Regions from separate parts of the Homo sapiens genome. Here regions 1 and 2 are each linked to region 3. Evidence: chromatin loops called from intact Hi-C (ENCODE). Cell type or tissue: heart right ventricle. All regions are shown on one strand.

The links. A loop is a pair of places that touch in the nucleus more often than their neighbours do. Peaks named below come from ENCODE experiments on the same cell type or tissue, not always from the same donor. Only the 100,000 strongest peaks of a DNase experiment are listed, where the experiment ranks them.
Region 1: it touches region 3 in a loop (2.8-fold over the local background); 34 of 110 quality-filtered maps call a loop at or near these places.
Region 2: it touches region 3 in a loop (2.1-fold over the local background); 35 of 110 quality-filtered maps call a loop at or near these places.

Annotation. Positions count from the first base shown.
Region 1 is chr3:38,475,363-38,483,362 of GRCh38, reverse strand. ACVR2B (activin A receptor type 2B) reads right to left here. Exons shown (of 11, transcript NM_001106.4): 2 at 5,869-6,076; 3 at 5,393-5,502; 4 at 5,071-5,222; 5 at 4,845-4,988; 6 at 4,092-4,235; 7 at 3,537-3,685; 8 at 1,898-2,012; 9 at 1,027-1,165; 10 at 803-933; 11 at 1-225. The coding sequence ends at 31. Among named protein-coding and RNA genes, the nearest start is that of EXOG, 17 kb to the left of the region's middle. RefSeq lists an enhancer at 6,312-6,811. In heart right ventricle, CTCF peaks have their summits at 3,125 and 3,334 (motif pointing right); a DNase peak (open chromatin) is centred at 3,372.
Region 2 is chr3:38,240,411-38,248,410 of GRCh38, reverse strand. OXSR1 (oxidative stress responsive kinase 1) reads right to left here. Exons shown (of 18, transcript NM_005109.3): 12 at 5,633-5,668; 13 at 2,190-2,336; 14 at 679-743. Among named protein-coding and RNA genes, the nearest start is that of SLC22A13, 21 kb to the left of the region's middle. In heart right ventricle, no CTCF peak of the experiment used is centred here; no DNase peak of the experiment used is centred here.
Region 3 is chr3:38,127,505-38,135,504 of GRCh38, reverse strand. It overlaps ACAA1 (acetyl-CoA acyltransferase 1), which reads left to right. Exons shown (of 12, transcript NM_001607.4): 3 at 1,496-1,553; 4 at 3,500-3,579; 5 at 3,867-3,909; 6 at 6,117-6,215; 7 at 7,639-7,719. Among named protein-coding and RNA genes, the nearest start is that of ACAA1, 5.6 kb to the left of the region's middle. In heart right ventricle, a CTCF peak has its summit at 3,703; a DNase peak (open chromatin) is centred at 3,704; H3K4me3 peaks cover 126 bases; H3K27ac peaks cover 4,826 bases.

The sequences.
Region 1 (8,000 bases), 350 kb before region 3:
TGAGTCTGGACAGACACTCATGTCCTGGGCTTAGATGCTTGACTCTTTAGGGGGCAGGTCCACATTGGTGACAGAGGTCACCAGGGAAACGAGACAGTCCGAGGTAGTGCCGTTGACCGACCTCCGAATCAGGGACACCCGCTCCTCCACACAGCCCGCGGACAAGCGAGCCTCTGCATCATGGTCCCAGCACTCCTCGATGGTCACACAAAGCTGGGCCAGGCCCTAAGCAGCATAGGGCAGACAGGAAAGACACCTTTGTTAGGACCCTTCAGTGAGGAAAAGCTTTGGGGGACAGTAAACTTGATATTCCCAAGGATCAGGCAGAGCCCACCAGCCCCAACCACAGCAGCAGGTCCACCAGCAGAGGCCTGGGGAAAACTTCAGGAATCAGCATGCCTGCCTTCATGGCAGTCATCTTTCTGAGCTTACTGGCCTCACTCCACAGCCCTAGGAAAGGTTCATTGAACCTCAACATACACAGGAGGGAGAAGGAGACACCAAGGCCCCTACTAGGATAGACACCACTACTTGCCTTGAAGTGCTGATATTCAAACAAAATCTTATTGGAAGCCCAAACCATACAAGTGCCCAAAATGTAGCAGTTCAGTCAAAGTGGGGATCAGGAGAAGGACATCATCCTACCTCACTCCCCATAACCCCTGGAACACATCCCTAGAGTCCAGGGAACGTCGCAGACTTTCTATTTGCCCATTCCCCCTTGATTTCAGCTTACCTGCTACACATGAAGGGTTTTCCCTTCTCCACCCCCCTGCAAAGTTGCCTGAACCAGGCCCCTTACCGGGTGTTTCAACCAGTGATCTTTAATGGTGGGCCTCATCTTCTTGTGCACCACCACCTCCTGCAGCTCCTCCAACGAAGGGTGCTGGCCAATCTCTTCCTCAAAGGGCAGCATGTACTCATCCACGGGTCCTAGGAGAAAGAGAGAGCCTGGCAGGATCACTCTAAGGTCCCACTGCTCCCTATCACTCAATCTAGGATGCCCAGGGCTGCCATCCTACTTACCGTCTGCAGCCTTGCAGCGAGACACAAGCTCCCACAGCACCAACCCCATGGCATACATGTCAATGCGCAGGAAGGCATCTCTCTGGAAGTTGATGGCTCCCTCGAGCACCTCAGGAGCCATGTACCGTCTCGTGCCTACCTATGTGAGGACAGAGGAGGGCAGGATTTACAGTGACTGGCCATACACACACAGCTGGGACATGGGAGTTACAGCCTCTGTGCACCAGATGGCGGGCAAGACAGAGCAATTCAGACAGGTTATCAATGATAGCAAACCTCGATTCACCACATTCACAACAGTTACAAGAGGTCACAGCATCAATTATACTTGGCTAATAATTTTTAAATACTATATCCTGGAGATAATAGTAATCTAAAATGGAATTGTTACCAAATTAATACAAGGAACTACAGATGATATGTATCTGACTGAGATTAAGACCAAAAACAAAGAGGGAAGGAGAACACTTAAAAAATAATAACAGTGATTGTTTTAGGAATGATTTCCTAAGTTTAATTTTTAGTTACTTTTTCCAGGTTCTTTGTTTGGATCCTTAGTACATTTCTTTGTTTTGTCTTAGGAATTAAAACTAAAAAAGTGAGAGAAAGACTAAGATTGCAAGGACTAGTGGTCAAAACCCCAGTGGGGAATCTCTACATTTCCCAGCTGACTGTCCTACGGAAGCTAAACTACACTGCCTTCCTGGTCTTGGTTTCTCCACTGGTCAAACAAGAGCATTGCTCTAAGTTCTCAGACAGCTCTGAACGCATGCAGTCACCCTCATCCCTGCACCTCCCCAGCTGAGCACAAAAAGGGCAAAGTATCTACCCTGGGTCTGTCCCTCTCTTCCTGCCCTGTGAGGCCTGTTACCTGTCCGTGGGTGTCCCCTGGAGGTTTCCCTGGCTCAAATCGAACAGCCAAGCCAAAGTCAGCCAGCACGGCTGTGAGGTCGCTCTTCAGCAATACATTCTTACTTTTAAAGTCCCTGTGGAAACAAGTGGGCAGAGATAAAGCTTAACATCATGATCCAACTCCCACCTTGGTTCCCAAGATACTAGAGTCTGTGCCCTAGAGTCAGGCCCCAGACCAGGCCATCCCACCCTACCTGGGGTGCAGAGGTGAAGCAGCACAAGCAGGCAGCTGCAGGCGCCGACATGGGTGTGAGAATCCCTCAGTGCACTTCAGATGGAAGGCTTCCCCCAGGGTTGGCAAAGCAACACCTACCCTAATGGCTGGGCAGACCCTGTCCCAGTCCCCACACTATCAAAGGCCAGCCCATATATTCTCAGAGGGGTTGTGGACAGGCACACTGGCCTGGGATGCAAGTTTTCTGAGAAGAATTTACAGCATTTGGAATGTGAATGAGAATAGGAATTTAATATTAGCTTTCCTAGGATCCTGCAGAGACCCCTTAGGGTCTCAAGCTCACCATGAAGGCCGGCTGGAGCAAGGGTGCTATTGCATGCACCCAGCTCCACCTCTAACTAAGCAAAGCTACTTGTGGTACTCAGTTTCCCCAGTGCCTGTCTCAGCCTTGTGAGGATTCGACTGAGTGGTAAGTGCAAATGTTTAGGGCCACACCTGGCATACTTACTAGGTATTCCTATTAAGTTGAGCCATATAGCAGAGACAACATTCAACCTTTTGACCTATAAAAACGGCAATTTCATACAGTCTACCTTCTATGTCATTACTGTTATTACCATCAGGGACCCTTCAGCTTTGAACGCTGGAATTTGAGGTTCATTCCCCTCCCTCACAGTCACAGAACCAGACTCAACTAGCTACAAGACCTTGGCTAAGTCATTCAACTTCTCTGTACTACTGTTCCTCCATCTGCAAGACAGAGCTGAGAAATACAGTACTTGTCTCAATGGGCGGTAATGAAGGTCAAATGAATTGATACTTCTCAAGTGTTTAGAGCACTGCCTGCCATTTAGTAAGCATGACAGTGATGAGCTCATCCAGAGTTTCTTAAAGGGTGGTTCGAGGACCCCAGAAGATCTCTAAGACTGTTCCAAGGGAATCTATAAAGTCAAAATTATTTTCATTTATTTGCTTTTATAAGGCTCATTCTCTTAGGAGCATAGAGTTTTCCCGAGGCTACATGAGATGTGATGTCCTCACTCTGACAGCGAATGGGATGTGTGGGTGTGCTCAAATACAGCAAATATCAATAGTCATAATCCACTTACACAAAAGTCATTTTAAGAGTATAAAGGGATCCTAAACTAGAAAATTTGAGAACTACTGAGCCAACTCTCCAACCAAAGTAATGGAGTCAGCACTTCATGTGGCCATTAGAGGGCACCAAAAACCAGCTTGGGAGGCCATGCCATCCCCAGGACACAGTGGGAAGGCCAGGTTTTGTGCCCAGCTGCCTCGGACACACAGCAAGCAGGGTAAGTATGTTTAGGAAGTTGAGACATCTCCAGACACTGCTCTCGCCCACCAACCCTTCCCACAGCTCCAGGTCAAGTGCAGGAAAGGCACCTGCTGACCCAGGTACCTGTGGGCAATAGACGGCTTGTGGCCCTCGCCACGGCACCAGGGCACATCCTCATGCAGGTATGAGAGGCCTCGTGACATCGTCTCTGCTACATGACACAGTTCGTTCCATGTGATGATGTTCCCCTTGAGGTAATCCGTGAGGGAGCCCTGAGAGAAGACAGCACAGAACTTGAGCACAGATTCTGGGTACAGGACAGGACCCAGCCCAGCCCTGGCAGAGAAGTCTCAGTGGGCCAATGGCTAGGCTGCTCTCCTGGAAGGCTACTACAATCGATATGGAAGATGGATGAGGCCAGGAGGCAGGGAGGGCTAGGGGTGGGAATCATGGAGTCACTACTCTTATCATAAAAACTTATCCCAGGGTGAGAGGTTCCTATCATAGGGGAACCAATGTCCACACCTATGGCAGGAGTAACCCCATAGTGGATAGTGCTACCGGGGCAGAGTACTTCATGGTGGACACCTCCACAGGGAAGGGGTCATCATATTATGGAGAGCCACCAAGGGGACATTCCATCTCCTCTCAGAGTCCATTCTGATGGGTGTGGCTCACCTTGTCATGGAAGGCCGTGATGAGCCACAGCTCTACTTCGAGGTTGGAGCCTCGCTTCTCGGCAGCAATGAACTGTAGCAGGTTCTCGTGCTTCATGCCAGGTGTGCTGAAGATCTCCCGTTCACTCTGCCACGACTGCTTGTCCTGAGGCCGGGGGCGAGGGGTTGGGGGGACAAGTGGCTGGCTTAGCCCTGCTGCAGTCACATTGCCCTACAGCAGAACAACCATTCCCCATTCCCCACCCTCAAGCCTCCCAGCCCAATCCCCACCCCCCAGCCTCCCAGCTTCAGCATTTGTAAGGGGACCAGGAGAAGACCTGTATTAAGCTAGGCCCCAGAGCATGAGGCCAACAGTGATCCCTGAGATCACTTAAGGCTAGCACTTCGATTTACAAATGGGGCCACTAAGGTCCATGCATGGGGTGTGAGTGACCCCGTATCACCCAACAAATGAGGCAGAGCCAGACCTGGTGTCCAGGGCCGCTGGAAAGAACCCAATGTCAAAAACAAAACCCTGGTAACCGGGGCAAATCAAGGTTTTGCAAAGCCCTACCCTAGTCCTATGATAAAATTCCATAGTTGCATGAAATCTACAGACCAGCCAAGTGTAACATGAGTAACTAGGCCCAGTAAGGCTCACTTTTCTCTCATACCACAATATTATTTGGGGTTTGGATTGCCCCAGGTCAGGAGAGCCTCCAGTTCAAGCTACAGTGGAGGCAGAGGACCTGGATGGAGCCCCTCAAACACTCACCTGGAGTGGGAAGATCTTGACAGCTACAAAGTCATTCATGAGCTGGGCCTTCCAGACACAGCCAAAGCGCCCCCGAGCCTTGATCTCCAGCAGCTGCAGTGGCTTCAGGCCCACCAGAGGGGATGGTGGTGGAGGCCCAGGGTCCTGGGGGAGAGCAAGGCTTAAAAAGGTCTGGCCTGTCCTCCCCACCTCTATCCTGCCCTGCCCCAAGCCAGCACTGTCTCACCTCATGGATGTCCACATGACCGTAGGGGGGCTTGCGATGCCGGTACATCCAAAAGGCCAGCAGGACGATGAGGGAAAGGCCCCCGATGGGCAGCAGTGAGTAGGCCAGCACCGTGAGCAGGGTGGGGGCTGTCGGGGGTGGCTCGTACGTGACTGGGGGACACACAGAGCCCTGTGTCAAACAGTCTGCCCACCCTCACACTTCCAGAGCCAGACTACAGGGCCCTGTAGCCACACCCCACCCAACTGAGGAGCCAAGCGCTCCAAGCCAAAGAAGCCCAGGTCGGCTGACTCAAGGCCCCACTTCCACACTGCCCCCTTACCTTCCGGGCCCCCAGCCTCTGGCAAATGAGTGAAGCGTTCGTTGCAGAAGTTGCCTTCACAGCAGCAGAAGTACACCTGGGGGTTCTCCTCAGTGGCCACACACTCCTGCCTGGAGGCACAGAATTTTCCATATACCCCTCACCTGGGGGATGCAAGACTCCCCCAGGCCTGCCCTGCCAACCCCTCCTCACAGACAGAGCACCTCATGGGCAACACCAGGGGGACGGTGTGAACTCACCTCCCCTACAGGAGACCCAAAGCCAAGGAAGAACAGCCAGGGGTTGACACTGAGACCCCTCCTCAGGGCTAAGGTAGGACAAATAGGGTGTGGAAGGGCGTGGGGCCATGGCTACCATCTCAAGAGCCCCTTCTTGGTCCTTTATCTCCCACTCAGACATCCTGAGACCCAAATGGCCCAGTGGGCAGTATAAGCGCAGGTGGGTCCAAGAGGAAAGGAGGGCAAGTCTTGGGGTACCTATCGTAGCAGTTGAAGTCATCTAGCCAGCAGCCCTTCTTCACGAGCTCGATGGTGCCAGAGCTGTTGCGCCAGGAGGCGTAGCAGTGCAGCCGCTTGTCCTGCTCGCCTTCGCAGCGCTCCAGGCCGCTCTGGTTGGTGCGCTCCAGCTCCCAGTTGGCGTTGTAGTAGATGCACTCCCGTGTCTCAGCCTCCCCACGCCCAGAGCCTGTGCCCCAGAGAAAAGAGAACCACTGAGCATGCCCCTGGGACCACCACCCAAACCCCTACTCCCAGTCCTGGGTGCCAGGCCACCCTGAGGGAGGGAGGCCGGGTGGTGGGTTGGGGTCACCAACCTCCTGCACTCACCCCTGGACGTAGGCCACCCATCCGTCCCACACCTCTTAATTTACGTGTGCCAGCTGGCACCAGCCCCCACCTCATTCTGCAGCCCATCACAGCTGCCCCTAGGCCTAAGCAAAAGGGAGGAGGCAGGAAACCTAATGCCACAGAAGGATGGATAAACAGCCAGACAGACAGAGTCCAGATGCACAGAAAGGGCACCAACACCTGAGGCTCCTGCGTGGGGGTGGGGGCTACTTCCCTGCTGCAGCAGAAACCGATGAAGAGGCCCCCTTAAAACCCCAGTGCACATCGGAATCACTGTATGTTGCAGGTGTGGGAAAGGGGAGCAGTGTTCATTCAAATACGTATTTCCAGGCCCAATCCAGACCCATCCCAATGGGAATGGGGGCAGAATATGTGCTTTTAATCACCCCTGTCTGTCTCAGGTGATTGTGATAAAGATCTCAAGGACCACCTGGGAAAACTACAAAGGGGAGTGGCTTCCTGCTGCTCCTGTCTCTGCCCCCAAGCCCCCTTCTCACAACAGTTCCCCAGGGAGACCATGCCAGTGGGTCCTCCACAACTCCCTGCCCATACGGAATGGAAAGGACCCTGTAAGTGTCCTTTCTACACCCAGCAACCACACCTGGTGCTCGGCAGGGCTGGAGAACTTAAGGAATGAGGCCTGCGTGTACAGGGTAAGCCTCCCAGAGTCACCAAGGGGAATACATGCCTCAGGCAGAGGAGAGCTAGCTGGTGGCTTAACCTGCAATCACAGATCATTCTCCTGGCTAGGCTCCTGATGACCCCAGGGCACTCCCCATCACTTCTGAACCCCCTTCCACCTGCTGCAGGAAGTGCCATCCAGGTGGACAACGACTTCAACCCCCACCTGCCCATTCAAACACTTTCCTTCAAACTTGATTTCAAACATTCCCCAAATCCATCTTCCTCACCATCCCCTACAAAACAACCTCCAGTCCCAGCCCCAGTCTACTCCCACTACCCGCAGGAACCACATAGCCCTGACATAGGAAAGAGTATGGAGATGCCAAAGGAGGTTCGGTTCTGTCTGAGAGCTCTGCCAGCACCCCATTATAGGCCGCCCACAATGGAGGCAGGTGGTGGCATTTACAACCTCACTGCCAGAACCCCACACAGACACCCGAGAGGATAGTTGCACCAAGCATCCAGCCATCCTATCCACACTTTTTGGGCCCACATAGGCCAGTGACCTGGCACCACTCCTGGCTGGTCTTCTCCTACCACTATTCCCATCCCAGGAAGGAGGGAGGGGTCAGAGTCAATCCCACCAGACAGCCAGCCCACCAGCAGCCAAGAGCCCTACTTCGCCATCAGCCTGAAAGGCTGACTGGAGTAGGAAAGAACACGAACCCTGCCCTGACCCTGGGGGAGGGCAAAGTACCCTGAACACTAGCGTAGCCTAAGGACATCCTCACGCTCATCTCCACCCCTACTGTTGGCCTTCATGAGGAAAGAGCTTGATTTCCCAGGGTATACCCCAGAGAGAAGGATACTGACTGGCTGTCAGGTGAAAGAAGCCCCCCACCACTGGAGCGGCCATTCTCCTGTCAAACCCAACCCCTTTCTGCAACTCCCTGAAGTGACAGGATGCTTCTTCCAGGGGCAGGAGCAAGCAACGAATCTCAAGGATCCAGGTAGCACCTAAGGGTCCGAAATGTCACCCAATCAGAATGGCAGTGCCCAGCCACAGCTCTGGTCATCCTGCACCAGGTGGCCTAGGCTCTGACACCTGTGAAAGGAAAATGCATGGCCTCCTGACCAGT
Region 2 (8,000 bases), 110 kb before region 3:
AACAGCCATAGTGATTCTGACAAGAAAGCTCTGGAATTTGAATCCAGCTACTAGTGCTAGGGGCGGGGGGGGCGGGGCAGGGAGTTAAAATGAACAGACTGCTACCTATGGCACTTCCTGCTGAGCAATCTGTCAGGACCTCTCTATATGTTCCCACCAAGAACCACCAATTTAGGGTACTTGCTGCAAAACAGAAACAGACTACAAAAACATTTAGAAGTTTCCTTTTAACCTTCTAAAAACAAGGCCTTTATTTGATCTACCACAATCAAAAAGTGCTCCCCTCTTGGGTTAGTTGATCTCAGAGTTTACCTCGTCACAATTATAAGACTGATCTTCAGATAAGCCAGTTAGTGCTGCTCCCCTAAAAACTGTTCCTCAATTACAGGCTACACCTCCTAACCCAAACTAGCTACACTGTAAATACACAAACTCATCACCAATTAGCACAGAAACAACTGAGAGAACATGTGCATCAGTTAGTCACAACACCTGCTAACATGCAGGTCCTCACACTGTTGCTATTATTTCTGGGGAAAAATAATACACCACCAAGCAAACAGAGCTTGATGCTGGAGGACATACAATCCTATCCAGTTACTCTCAGGCACAGACTATTACAGCACATGCAGAATATTCAGAAAACAAAAGAAAACAAAACAAAAAATGTCTACTTACCTTAATCTTAGTACTAGACTGATTGGGATCTTGGTTTCTTGTGAACCTGATCCTGAAGACAAAGCCTAAAAAGCATTGAAAGGTATACAGTCATTGCCTGAAACATTAAGTGGGGAGGTGACTAATGGTCACTGGCAGAGGAATCATTTACTTGGCAGCAATTTTCTTCATCTCCAGCTGAGGTCATACTAATCCCCAGGACATTCCCTGCTGGAGGAGGACATGCACTCCAAGGCAGCAACAAAAGCTGAATGTCAGTTTAAGTCCAACACAATGAGAAAGAAAACTCTCAAGCCCAGATGAAATTTCACATATAGCCACATTTACATTTTATATTTCTGAGACCCCTGTTCCCCTCTACAAGACTGAAAAACACAAAGCTAGGTTTCTCATTTTTAAAAAATCTGCCAGTGCACCATATGGCAGTACAAAAGGTAGACCCTGAACCAGCTGCCCTTCAGAAATCCATCCAACCCATACATAGGTTCCAGTCTTTTTATGGCTAAACTAATCCTCTCTGAAAATTGTACAGCGCTTGCTTATGGGAGGACATGCATTCGATTTAAGTTGTTTATAAAATGAATCTAATTTTTCCATCAATTTTCCTAAGACAACTGTATCTTTTCCCATATGCCAAGCAGAAATGGAAAGCTTGAGGGATGCAAAGTTAAATGAAGTAAGTGCCATGACTAATTGGAAATGCTCAAAGCAGTGATCTCCAAAGGCAGAACACGAGATGATCTACTGGGGTGCAAAAGAAAAAAAAAAAAATCAGACCTTTAATTTATATTTCTTTTCATCTAAAACGTTAGACAAGAAAATGGAACTTCTAATATTTAATAAATGGACGTTGAAAGTCTTACTTTAACCATGTACCATAGGGCCACATGTTGTATGCAGTGTCTGAGGTTTATTGAAGGGAGAGAAGGAGTTACACAGCATGTAGCAGCCCACTACGGGGCCTTCATTCACTTGGCTGCTCTCAATGAAGTATGATTTAATAAAGTTTGTGTGCACCTGGATAAATGATTTACAGATTATAATACCCGGACTTAACAAACCAACCCTCACAAAATTGACAAATAACTTAAAAAGAGTAATAGAGAAAAACCACAGAAAACAAAGAGTATTAATAAAAAGTATAAGCCTGAGTGAACAACAACAACAAAAACAGTACAGCCATCGATTCTCCTAGTCTCTGTTGAACTTCATGAGCTGCATTCTGAAGTTAAATGTAATTATCTAATACAAAGCTGACAAGAAATTAGCCCAAAATTTTTGATGTTTGAAATATTTCCATCATTAACTTATTCTGTTGCTTAAAAACCTGCATGTGATCCTTGTAAAATTCTCTTACCTGTACATGCTTAAAAATGTGAAGACAGAATTTCTAACTTGTTTCAAAATCTACCAAGACATTAACCTGATTACATTAGGTTATATTCCACGTTAATATCTGCTCTTTTCATCTATCCAAAGGAGTGACCATGAAACCATATCCCCGGCTTTACCTGAGCTGTTTTTGCTGGCTCTGCGGTGGGTGGGAGAGAGACTTGAGTTGGCTGTGTAGCAATCTGCCCAGCTGGCTGAGGTAGATGAGCAGAGATCTGTTCTGGAACTTGGAGCAAAGTACCCACAGGATCAGTTGTTGGAAAGAGCTGTAACAAAAACACACACAGTGTTGCTTAAGTTGTGTGGAAAGGGAGGCAGGTCTGCTGACAGCAAGTTCAGCCTTTCAGGGTGATATTTTCAAAGTAGTTTTTGGGTAGTGTACAGGTTTTGTGTCTACTCCGAATATATCTATTCCAAACGGAAGTCAAATATTTCTAGGCTTTTAAACTTTTAACAACTCTGTGAGGTATAATTTATATTTCTCTACATTTACCCACTGTAACTGTACAATTTGGCGATTTTTGTACCATATATAGAATTGTGCAACCATCACCACAATCGTTTTAGAACACTTCCATCACCCCCAAAAAGTCCTCTCATGCCTATAGTTAGTTCCTGCTTCCACACCCAGCCATAGGCAACAACTGATCCTAATTTCTATAAATTTGCTTTTCTGGATATTTCATATAAATGGAATCATATAATATATAGTCTTTTGTGTCTGTCTTCAGTTTGCATTATATTTATCTTTAACAAAATCTATTCCATTCCTTTGCCCAGCAAAACAGCACCTCCAAAATACAGATTTAAGTATGTAATACAAAATTACAGAAGCTATATTTTTCCATGCATGAGGACTTTGTATTTCTTACAAAGACAATCAACCAATAATTCCTTAACATATCTGAAATGCATTTTAAAAGTGAATGTGATGCTTTAAAACTAAAAAAAGATATTTTATATATGTTATTTTGTATGTCTGAAATAGTTCATAAATTTTAATTATGTAGTTTGGGGGAAATGACTGATACTGAGTATAAAAACAAGTTAAACATATTCAAAATTATGCAGTTACTGGGGGAGAAAAAACGATGCAATAGCCAAAATGTAAAGTTGAAAGAGAAAAAATTCAAAGAGTAATAGTACAGGCTGAATAGGTGATATTACATAAGCAAAATCAAGGAGACAAGGAATAAAATTTTGTGTTCATTTAACTTCATACATAAGAAGTCATAAATTACTCATTGGTTCTAGATTTTTACAAAAAAGTAGGCCTTTAAGACTACTTTTGAAAATGTTAATTATTAATACTATTTCAAAAGACTATTAGCTTCCAAATTGTATGTACTTACATTTATCTATAGTAAAGATGGAAAGGATATATTTTTAAAAGTAATGAGAGGATGCACAGAAATTGGAACCCTCGTTGATGAGCACGTAAAATGGTGCAGCCTCTATGGAAAACAGTATGATGGTCCCTCAAAAAATTACAAATAGAAGTACCATACACCCAGCAATTCCACTTCTAGGTATACACCCCAAAGAATTGAAAGCAGGGTCTCAAAGAGATACTTGTACACCTATGTTGACAATGGCATAATTGACCACAGCTAAAAGGTAGAAGCAAACCAAGTGTCCACTGACAGATGAATAAAATGTGGTACATGCGCACGCACACACACACACACACACACACACACACAGAGGAATATTACTGACCCTTAAAAAGTAAGGACATTCTGACATATGCTACAACACTGACGAACCTGAGAACATTATGCTAAGTGAAATAGGCCGGTCACAAAATGACAAATACTGTATAATTCCACTTATATGAGGTACCTAGAGTAGGCAAATTCATAGACAGAAAATAGAATGGTGGTTGCCAGCGACTGGGGAGAATGCAGTTACTGTTTAATAGCCAGAGTTTTAGTATGGGAAGATAAAATAGTTCTGAAGATGGATGGTAGTGATGGTTGTACTACAGTGTGAATATACTTAATACCACTGGACTATATACTTGAAAATGATTAGGATGGTAAATTTTACATTATGTGAATTTTATCGCAAATTTAAAAACAAAGTAATGAGCATGAGAATATGAGTATGCAAGAGTTCATGTGGAGATGATATTTAGGCAAAGGAACAAGGAGAAGACTAAAAATAAAAACTAGATAATCTGTAAAATAGCCTCTCATTCAATTTCTGAGAAATCAAGTATCAGTCAACATAGGTTAAATTAGAAGTAACAAATAATCCTGAAGTGTCAGTGGATTAAAACAACAGTTGTTTATTGGACACACTTCAAGTCTATCTCTCGCCAGCGGGGGCTAACAAGCTCGGTATCATCCTCACTCAGGAATGCAGGTCATGGTAGCAGGAATAAGGAGACAAGGGGAATCATGAGTGGTTCTCACTTCTGCTAACATGCCACTGGCCAGAGTAACTGACATGGCATATGTAATTTCAAGGGGCAGGAAAACGCAATTCCCCTACCAAGAAGAGGAGCCACACATATAAGTGAACAACAGTTCTAATACAAGTTAACAGATATCGGCCTGTTAATATGTGAAGGAACAGTATTTGTTTTTACTCTTAATACAGTTCTATGTAAACAAATGTACATAATCACATACACAAATGTACTTTATATACAAAATAAATGAAAAAACAAAGGTTACTTTTTAGCAAAGAGGCAAGAATAGAATTGGTTTAAGAGTAAGAGATGTGTTAAAACCAAATACTGAGCTCAGAATGAAGATGCTGCCGGAAATAAGACTGTATGACAGAACAGACCACAGAAATGATTGTCTTTCTCCGGTAATGAGAATAGGGAAAACCAGCCCAATAAGAATCTGTTTAACAAGATTTCCTATCATACTGACACAGTAACCACGGAAAATAGAATTTATTTCACAAGAGAAGAGGCTGAGGCTGAAAGAAAGAATTCAAAAAGGACAGGTGGCATTTGACAAATTCGCAAACAAATTAATGCAAAAACACTACTTTTCAGCAGGGCACATTGGCACATGCCTGTAATTACAGCACTTTGGGAGGCCAAGGCAGGGAGACTGCCTGAGCCCAGGAGCTTGAGACCAGCCAGGGCAACATGGTGAGACCCTATCTCTAAAAAAAATACAAAAATTAGGCATGGTGGTGTGTGCCTGTGGTTCCACCTACCCAGGAGGCTGAGGTGGAAGGATCACTTGAGCCCCAGGAGGTCAAGGCTGCAGTGAGCCGTGATCACACCACTGCACTCCAGCATGGGTGACAGAGTAAGACCCTGTCTCAAAATAAATAAATAAATAAATAAATAAATAAATAAATAAATAAATAACTTTTCACTTCCAGCAGCCCAAGCCAAAAATAAAAATAAAAAATTCACAAAATCAAAGAGGCAAGGAAGAACATTCTGAGCCCTTACGCCAACTTTTAAAATTCGATTGGTATAAAGTTGCATTCCCATTTAAGCATACATATGCACAAACAAAAGCACTTCGAATTGAAACCAAAACAAAAGCACATTTACTTTAACAAGGATTCAATAATCACAATTACTTACCTCAGAATTTGATATTGATTCTTTCACTCGGGGAGACTAAACGAAATACAAAAAGGATGATTGTTAACTCACAACTCAGGTTACTTGTAGTCAGTCCCAAACTGCAAGTGATGTTAAATGCAAATCAACTCCATTTAATTCTGATCCATATATTAACTCACCAGCAAGTCTACTGAAAGTTTTCTGGAAAAAATAACTGTCATGATAGTATTGTATTTTTTGTCCAGGTAGCCTGTAACAAATACATCAATGTACTTATCAATTTTAAAATTCCGTATTTTAAAATTGTGAGCTTTATAAGCATACATAATGGGACTGTCACATTCTCCAAAGTAAAATTCTTTCTACTAATCGTGAACATATTATGTATATAAGATCCCAGACCAAACCTAAACTTTTAAGCTAATTATCCAACACATTCTCAAAGCAGAGTAATTCTGTTTACAAGCTTTAATGGAGAAAACTCTTGAGCCAAAAATGATCTGAAAGCTGCATGTAAAGAGTCTACTACCCTTATTCTTGGTGTTGGATATTTGGGAATCTGGTATCTAAAGAAACACGGGTGGTCCAAAAATAAAGCATGGACCACTAGCAAAAATAAAGGTAGTGGAAATAAACTGATACTTGAGGTGAGGTCTCAAATATCTGGTGTAAACCACATTTATTAGGAAATGACCAATTACAATCTGCCATATGAAAATTTAAGCTGTTTATTTGGTAAATAATAAAAGTTAGCAGTAATTCTGGATACAGGCACTGTAGTTTACCAAAAAACTTACCTCTAAACGAATAACAATTTATGGTAAATTCTGACAATGATGGACTTAGTCAGAATATGTCAAAGATCAATTGATGGTTTTTTTTTTTTAACACTTTTATCACCATTTCATTAAGGAGTAATCAAAGTTCAGGTAATAGCTAATGTAGCATACCAAGTAAGTGACCAACCCAAAACCTTTTTTTTAAAAAAAAAAACAAACAACTTTGTAAATAATGAATTCATCCAGACTACAAGAAAAAAAAACTTTTGTAAATAATTTCAAACTTACAGAAAAGGTGCTAGAATAACAATACAAGAACGTAAGTATACTCTTTACCCCAATTCATTTATTATTAACCTTTTTTCCCCTCATCTGCTTTATCATTTGGGTGCTCACTTTCTCTTTCTAAATATATTTTTCCTACACCATTTGAGAATAAGTTGCATATATCATGGCTGTTTACCACTTAATAATCAGAGTGTACATTTCCTAAGAATGAGATATTTTCTTATATAACTTCACACTATAGTTCTCATTAAATTTAACATGATATAATACTTTTATCTAATTTATAGCGTAAATGTCAACACTAATGTCCTTTGTAGCCTTTTGTTTTTCCTCCAGTATAAAATGCAGTCTAGGATCATGTATTGCAGGTAGTTTTCACGTTTCTTAGATTTTTAAAATCTGGAACATCAACATTTTTGGAGAATACAGTCCCTCCACTCCCACCACATACATGGGGTTTATCTAATGTTTCCTTATTATTATATTTACATGAATTCCCACTTGGAATTCTACATACTGACGTGTCCTTCTTACTGTATCCCATGTTCATCTGCCCCTCATTGGTGATGTTAATTTTAATCACCTAGTCAAGGAATTTTCCTACTTCTCCAGTATAAAAAAACCTTATTTTTTTCCCTTGTGGTGAATAGGTAATATGTGGGGGCACACTTTAAGACCTTGAAAATATCCTGCTTATCAAAACTTCCCCCTATATTTAGCTTCATTGATGATTCCTGCCTAATCCTATCCTTGCGACGATGATTGTAAAATGATGATTTTCCATCTCCAACACTCGTCCATATTTACTGGTCAGCACTTGGTAGCCTACCGCAATGAAGAACCATTCCTTTTCCCCCATTTGTTTATATATGTATTTGTTATTGGTATAGACTCATAGATAGCTATTTTCTAAATTGTTTAAAATTAATTATTGCACTTTATTTTGGTGGTTAAATTGTCCCAGATTTTGCCAGTAGGAGTAACTTCGAGCTGGCGCTTGTGTCCTTATGAGTTGTTTTTTTTTTTTTTAAGTATCTTTTCCTTCTGGCAAAGGAACATAATATTCAAGATTCCCCTTATATTTTCCCTGCCCAAGCCCTGGAATCAACCATTTCTCAAAGGAGCTCTGCTTCCCTTTAGTGGGGAATGGTATTAGAGACCATTATCTGGATACAAGGCATGTCATTATTGGGGTTTCTTTGCTTTCAGGCCATTCAGTGGACAAAGCTGAGAAATATATGCAAGTACAGACACACGTATATACATACACGCACACACACATTCACACACATACTTTACAAAGCTTGAATTCACACCAA
Region 3 (8,000 bases):
TTTTTCCTGTTGACCCCCTCCCCACCATTACCTTATAGTAATGGTATATAATGCCACATCCCTCTTGCCAAGATAGTAGAGATAGTGATCAATAAATACTGAGGGAACTCAGAGACCAGTGCTGGTGTAGGTCCTCAATTGCTGAGCACCAGTCCCCTGGGCCCACTTTTCTTCCTCTATACTTTGTCTCTGTGTCATTTCTTTTCTCAGTTTCTCGTCTCCACCTTGCGAGAAATACCCACAGGTGTGGAGGGGCAGGCCCTCTTCAGGCAAAACGGGGTGAACAGGGTGATGGTGGGGAGAAGGTCAGCAGGAAAACATGTGAGTAAAGGAATCTGCATCATAAATAAGTTCAAGGGAAGGTACTGTGCTGAGATGTGCATGTAGGCTAGATTTTTGTTTCTCTTTACCCAGACATCTCAGTGTAGCAAAGAGTAACAGAGCAGTATTGCTGCCAGCATATTTCGCTTCCAGCCACAGGGCGGTTTTCTCCTATCTCAGTAAATAGAACCAATAGTCGGCTTTACACCGAGACATTCCGTTCCCAGGGATGTGCGGGAAATAGAGGCCTTCCTCTTTTACTAATCCTCCTCAGCACAGACCCTTTACAGGTGTCGGGCTGGGGGACAGTAAGGTCTTTCCCTTCCCACGAGGCCATATCTCAGGCTGTCTCAGTGGGGGGAAACCTTGGACAAATACCCAGGCTTTCTTGGGCAGAGGTCCCTGCGGCTTTCCACAGTGCATCATGTCCCTGGTTAATAGAGAATGGAGAATGACGATGACTTTTACCAAGCATACTGTCTGCAAACATATGTTGACAAGGCACATCCTGCACAGCCCTAAATCCCTTAAACCTTGATTCAATATAGCACATGTTTTTGTGAGCACAGAGTTGGGGCTAAAGTTACAGATTAACAGCATCTCAAAGCAGAAACAATTTTTCTTTGTACAGATCAACATGGAGTTTCTTATGTCTTCCTTTTCTACATACACACGGTAACAATCTGATCTTTCTTTTCCCCACAATCTTCAGTCCAGCCCTCTATTCCACCCCTCACCTTGAAATACAGCAATATGATATGGCAAGAGTCTTATCCAGCGGATGCCACCCCTAGGTCGGCAATCACTGTTCCACCTCTCTGGGGTGACAGCAGGGCTCACAGGAGGATACCTGGGGAGATGTGCATTTTCAGAAACTCCCATTTCACTTTTAAGGGCAGACAACCTGCCCATCTGTGCTGATTTGGAAAAGCTGGGTGCATGGGCAAGTGAGCGTGGGACCCTCAGGGACAGGAGCTGGTGGATGACCAGGACAAGCTGTTGTATGGCTGGCTCTCCCTGCCCCAAACCCTGATGTTCCAGAGTTGCAAGTGAGCCTGCCAAGGGCTAGTGTCCCGAAGAAAGATCTGGAATGCCTCATCTCTGGTTTTCACAGCTATACTTTAGTGCCCAGAACACCACCGCCTGGCACTGAATGAAAGTTTGTTGTCCACAGGAAATGTGCTGCAGCCTGGGGCCGGGGCAATCATGGCCCGAATCGCCCAGTTTCTGAGGTAAACTTTTCTAGTTCTAGCCATGGGTTGGCCATTTTGACACTTTACTGGGCCCAGGCCCCAGGAAACTCAGTGTGCAGGTTGGGGAGGATAAGGTTGGACACCAGAATGAGGCAACGAGAGTCCTTGGCTCCCTGCTCTTGTGGACTCAACCTCTCCCCTACTTTGAAGTGCTGAGCCACGATACACAAAACCTTTGGGACTGGAGCAGAAGTTCTCTGTAGCTTGATTTTTAGCCAAAGCCAGGTTGTCATTTGCCTTTTGTGAGTGTGGACTCTGTCCTCATTTGTCAGGTGAGTAATCAAGTAAGAATGCTGAAAAGTGACTTTCAGCCTTTTTACTAGTTGAGCTGAGAACTCCAGTCATATCCCACTAGCAGAGACTTTGGGATAGGGCAGAACCATGGGGAAGGAGGACCCTCAGGAGGAGACCTGGTCAACTTTCCTTTAAGCGCCTGCAGGGTAAAGAGTGCTTAAATTATTTTCATGTGTAGATTTAAGAACTGCTTGGCTTTGTACTTCTAGATGCATAAATAAATAAATAGGAACATTAGCTAGTGAAGGAACAGGAAAACAACCCTCTAGGAACTGGGAGAGGTTTAGACTGCCCAGCCTGTAGTTCAAGGCCCCCTACAATCTGGCTCCAGACTTACCTTCCAGCCTCATCTCCTAGCTGCTTACTCACCTTGACTTTTCTTCGTTCAGCCGGCTGTGGGCCTACTGTCTTCCCTGATATGGTCATTCTGTCTCCTTGAAGTGCTAGCCCTACCTCCTCTTTCTGCCCTAGACAGAAAGACAAACCCTGCCTAAACACAGTCTCACCATTTTGGCATGAGTTATCCAGGCTCTCAGGCTGAAATTGAGAGCCCCTTCCTCTCCAGCAGTAGCCATATACTTCCTTGTGATGTGGTTTGCCCTCTTGCCCTATTATTTCAGTCTCTGATAGTTGATTCATTTTCTGTGTGTTGGTTGGGCATCCTCTAGGGCACAGTGTTATAAGCATCGCAGCATCCCTCAGGTGATGCCTTGTGGTAAGTAGGTATTTAGTGAACACTTGGTGGATTGAGTGAAGGAATGGTAACTACCTGCTAGGGAGTTAAGGGACCCTGGAAGGGTCAAACAGGCTGCACAGGAGGCTATCCCCCTGAGAGAGTCTCTGCAGAGCCTGGCCTGGGCACTAGTTCAGAGGTTCCCAACTCTGGCTACACACCAGAATCACCAGGATGCTTCCACTCCCTCAGATTCTGAGTCTGTGGGTCTGAGGAGGTCTGGAAATTTCCCTAGGGCTTTGTACTGTTGGCCAAGGCAGGTTACATCAGGAGGGGAAGCCCTACTAGCTTCCAGGGCTAAGACCAGTATGAGAGTCTTGGGGAACCTACCAGAGCAATGGATGTTAGAATATATGATGCCCATCAGAGTGCTTCGTCTAGGTGGGATCAGGCTTTCAAGAGTCCATGGGAACATGCAGGGTTAGCTATATGATTACTGGTAAGGCCGAGTGGTCCCTGGCCTCAGACTTTAGGCATTTCTTTTGCTCTGGTGCTCTGTCCCAGCAGCAGTTCCTTTTCTCTGTTTTTTGGGGGAAACAGAGATACACAGTTTTCATTTCTGAATCTTCAAAGGGAGAGAGAGAGAAGGATCCCTGTGGCCCAAACAGGCTTCCCTTGCCTTTGGGCTGTGCTTGGTCTTTGATTGAAGATTCTCATAGGAGTAGAAGGGAATGTGCTTGTGGGGCCCTGGGGAGCAAGTGCCTGCAGAGATGGGGTCTGCCCAGTAGCTGCTCACCCCCATTCCATGGATCTGGCCTGGCATGGGAGCAGAGCTGCTGGGTTTGTTCCCCTGCCCTTTACATCCCTTGAGGGGGGCAGTTAGAAGCATAGGACTGCTTTCCATGAGAGCCTGGCATGGAATTGGGGGCTGATTCTACTTTCTCACCTTCTGTTTCAGTGACATCCCGGAGACTGTGCCTTTGTCCACTGTCAATAGACAGTGTTCGTCGGGGCTACAGGCAGTGGCCAGCATAGCAGGTAAGTTATGACTGGGTGGGTGCCTTGGTCCTGGACCTGTGGGTTTGGGTCAGCAAAGTCGCTGTCTGCCGGGCAAGCAATAATTACCATTTCTGAGGACTCTAACCACAGAAAGAGTGCAGGAGCGCCCCCTACCACTGCCCAAAGCCTTTTCTGAACACTCCTGGGTCTTCCATTTCTGAGGCTGGGGCTGAGTCCCATCTAGAGACCAGGTGGGGAAGAGGCTCCACTGCTTCCAGAACAGGTGGACTCTGGCAAAGGATGTTTATGAAATGCTTTTGTTACAGGTGGCATCAGAAATGGGTCTTATGACATTGGCATGGCCTGTGGGTAAGAATTTTTTTCTGCCGGAGCTTATTAACCAACTTGTGACAATAAAACTAATTTTCATCTGAGTTCTCAGAGGCCATGATTTCAGGATTCCCCCCATCCCCTTTAGGCAGCTGGCCACGAGTGGGTTCTCACAAATGCAGGTTAAGAGTGGCTACCAACTCTGGCTGCTCAGGAATCACTCACACCTCTCAGCACTAGCAGGGGAGGGGAATTGGCCTCTAAAAGCTTACTTTCTTGGAAATCTTTCAGGCTGGAAAAGGTGGGAAAACATTTTGAGAAAATCCAGCATTTGGGTTTCCTTTGGGGGCCCTTGTTGATTCATGATGCTGCTGAGAGAGAAGTTGCAGTTTGGGTTCCCTAAAGCCAGGGACAGCGCCTACTGTATAACTAGTTTGTTCATTTTACTAGGCTGTCTGTCCCTTTGTCTCCCCACCTTGGAACCAGTGTGGAAACTTCCAGCTGCTTATGGGCTATGAGGGACATAATTAGATCTGTGGTGGTTTGGTCACTGTCACCTTCACCTAGACTGTGGCTCCATCATTGGCTGCAGCAAATGGAGCTGCAGAAGTTGTATTTGGCAGTGCCTCCAGGGAAGGTCAGGGCACAGGTGCCCAGGCTTGGGTGGGCATCTGGTGCTGGGAGGGCAGGGGAGTAAGGTCTTTGGCAGGCTGGGGGAGGTGAGCAGCCCCAGGGTTCTGACATGCCTCCGCTGCCTTTCACATCCTCTTTAGGGTATTTCTTGAGAGGACGCATTGCTGGCCCCTGTCCCAGGGCTGTGGCAGCTGTCACTGAGTTGTAATGACCTATGTCTACAGTTGTAAATAAAGCCAAAGACCACTCTGCAAGGACTTTGGCTGGGCAAAGGCCACTGCCGTTTGATTTCTCTCATGCTCTTCTATCTTACTGGGTGAGAGGTGGCATGGATAACTTGAGAAGGGCTGGAGCTTTTATGAGTTTCTTAGAGAGTATCTGATTCCCAAGCAGGTTAAGGATGATGGTACTAGGATATTAAGATCTGGGCCAGGCCTGACACCCACATCACAGGCTGACTGTTCTCCATAGACTTTGATCAGCAAGTATTTAACACAGGGCACTCTAGTTGGAAGTGGGCTCTGGGACCAGACTACCTAAATGTGGATCCAGGCTGGGTCACCATGGATAAGTTATACAGTCTCTCTAGACCTCAGTCTCCTGATCTATAAAATGGGGATACCTAGCTCAGCTCTGTTGAAGTTGAGAAGAATAAATGGAGTAATAGCAACAGTTTACACTGTGGAGTATTTGTCTGTCATGTGACTGACACTGAAGCACTCTAATATCTCAAAAGAATTCAGAATAGTGCTGGGCACGTGAAAAGCACTCAGTCAAGGTTATCTGTTATCATCCCTTGAGGTGTTAGGGTCCCCCATGGCCTCAAAGCCCTTTTTTGACCACACTACACTGCCGTCTCCTTCCTCTCAGCTCGTAGCACTTCCTTGTCTATGCAGGTCTGAATGCCCTTTGAGCTCAGCTTTGTGGTTACTTTTATTTTTATTTTATTTATTTATGTTTTTGAGACAGAGTCTCGCTCTGTCGCCCAGGCTGGAGTGCAGTGACACGATCTCATCTCACTGCAAGTTCCGCCTCCTGGGTTTACGCCATTCTCCTGCCTCAGCCTCCCACCCTGGCGCCTGCCACCATGCCCGGCTAATGTTTTGTATTTTTAGTAGAGGCGGGGTTTCACCATGTTAGCCTCATGATCTGCCCGCCTTGGCCTCCCAAAGTGCTGGGATTACAGGCGTGAGCCACCACAGCCGGCCTGTGGTTACTTTCAAATTGTCTCTTCTCCCTTCTGAATTTGTGGGCCCTGAGGGCAGGCCCTGGCTTGTGGATGTGTTTCCTCCTCTGTGGCTGACAGCAGAAGGCTTTTCTCTGGAATTGCCAGTTGGCTGATTTAGCAGTGTATAGGGAAGCATAGCCCTGCCCCCAGGAGTGTTTATTGTGCAGTGCTCTGTCCTGGGGTGGGGGTCGAAATAGAGACAGGGCTCAGTACTCGTGGCTGGGCCTTGCTGGCCAAGTGCCCTGCCTGTGACTCCCAGAGGCCCACTGGTCTTCCTAGGGCTCCCTGGCTATTTCCTAGCACTTGCCAAGTGTTCAGCTATCTCTGGAGGAGTCCTGCTAGGGCCCAGTTCACCTTACCTTCTCCTCCTCTTCCTCCTCCCCAGGGTGGAGTCCATGTCCCTGGCTGACAGAGGGAACCCTGGAAATATTACTTCGCGCTTGATGGAGAAGGAGAAGGCCAGAGATTGCCTGATTCCTATGGGGTGAGTGCTCCCATAGCTCTGTGTGCTTGTGCCCTCTCTGCCTGGGGCAGGGAGCCAAGGAACTTTTATCATCTCTGTGGCTGGTGGTGCCAAGCCTTGGCCTCCTTCCTTTGGGCATGGTCTGCTCCGCAGGGACTTTGGGGATGAGACTTGATGTTGCCCTTGACTTCCATTTCCTGAAGGCCCCAGGTCCTCTCTGTGCCCCCGAGTTTCCAAACATCGCCCACCTTGTCACTCCCACACTGAGGTGCTCAGTCATAGGAAGGACAATGGTAGCTCCACTCCAAAGCCTTGGGGGCCTAGAAAGTTGAGAAGGCAGTGGGAAGCTTGTGACGACAGAACATGCTGGTGAGGGGAATTGGGCCCTGTCAGGTGCAACAAGAAAAGTATGTGGCATTTGGCCGGGTGCGATGGCTCATGCCTGTAATCCCAGCACTTTGGGAGGCCGAGATGGGTGGATCACAAGGTCAGGAGATCGAGACCATCCTGGCTAACACAGTGAAACCCTGTCTCTACTGAAAATACAAAAAATTAGCCGGGCGCGGTGGTGAGCGCCTGTAGTCCCAGCTACTTGGGAGGCTGAGGCAGGAAAATGGCATGAACCCAGGAGGCAGAGGTTGCAGTGAGCTGAGATCGTGCCACTGCACTCCAGCCTGGGTGACAGAGGGAGACTCTGTCTCAAAAAAGAAAAAAAGAAAAGTATGTGGCATTTGTATGGAACACTTTAGCTTCTCTGAGCCTCTGGGCCATCCCCAGGGTCTTTGGGCCAGGAGTCCTGGATCCACTAGACATATGAGGAGACTGAGGCTTGGAGAGGGGCAGTGCCATGGCTTCTTTCACATACTGTATCTCCAAGGGAAGCCTATAAAGCCAGAAGCCCAGGCTGGAAGGCCTAGCTGTGGCTCTAGGTTCTCAGGATAAGCATAGACCCCAGCCAAGGTGACCAGGAAGCTTAGGTTTGGCCTTTCCAGAGGAGATTTGGGAGTCCTCATCTCCCTACATTGCAGCAGTCTTCCTTGAGGCATAGGAGAAGCTGGCCAGGAGTAGCCAACTAGTGCCCCCACCCAGGCCCTCCCCTGCTCCTTTTCTACCCTGCGCTGAGGCAGCTCACCCAGGGAACAAACTCCTTTCTGCAACTGCCCCCATGCAGGCTGCCCTCTCTTGAAGAAAGTCTCTTTGGTGTATGAGCTTCTCAGGATCTGGCCAGCATTGCTGACTTCCCTATCTGTGCCTTTATATCCACTTTCAGGGCAGGCTGTACCATATCCTGAGTCATCACTACTGTCTGTGGCATGGACTGGCCCTTACATCCTGTCCTGCCTACAGCCTTGGGAACCCAAAGTTCCAAGCACAGCTCTACAGCCTGGTCCCTTCCTCTAGGCTGTCAGACCAATGCCCACACTATCTGCTGTTTGTGTTCTAGGATAACCTCTGAGAATGTGGCTGAGCGGTTTGGCATTTCACGGGAGAAGCAGGATACCTTTGCCCTGGCTTCCCAGCAGAAGTGAGTGCTGATTGGGGAGGAATGTTTAAAGGGCTGGAGAGTGAGGTTTTGAGTCTATCTAAGTGGTCTGAAGTGGCACCATTTCGTGGTTACTGCTGGGCAGTGAGTGCTTTCCAGGCCTTGTGCCACCCAGGTTGGGGGTGGGAAGTAGGAAGTGTCAGGGCCACTGTGAGTTGGTAGTACTTCCAGGTTCTATTACTGTCTGTTCACCCTGACTTTGCCCTAGCTAGGCCTCAGTTTCCCCCTCTGTTATTTTCTGGCTGCGGTTTGGGGACTGGACA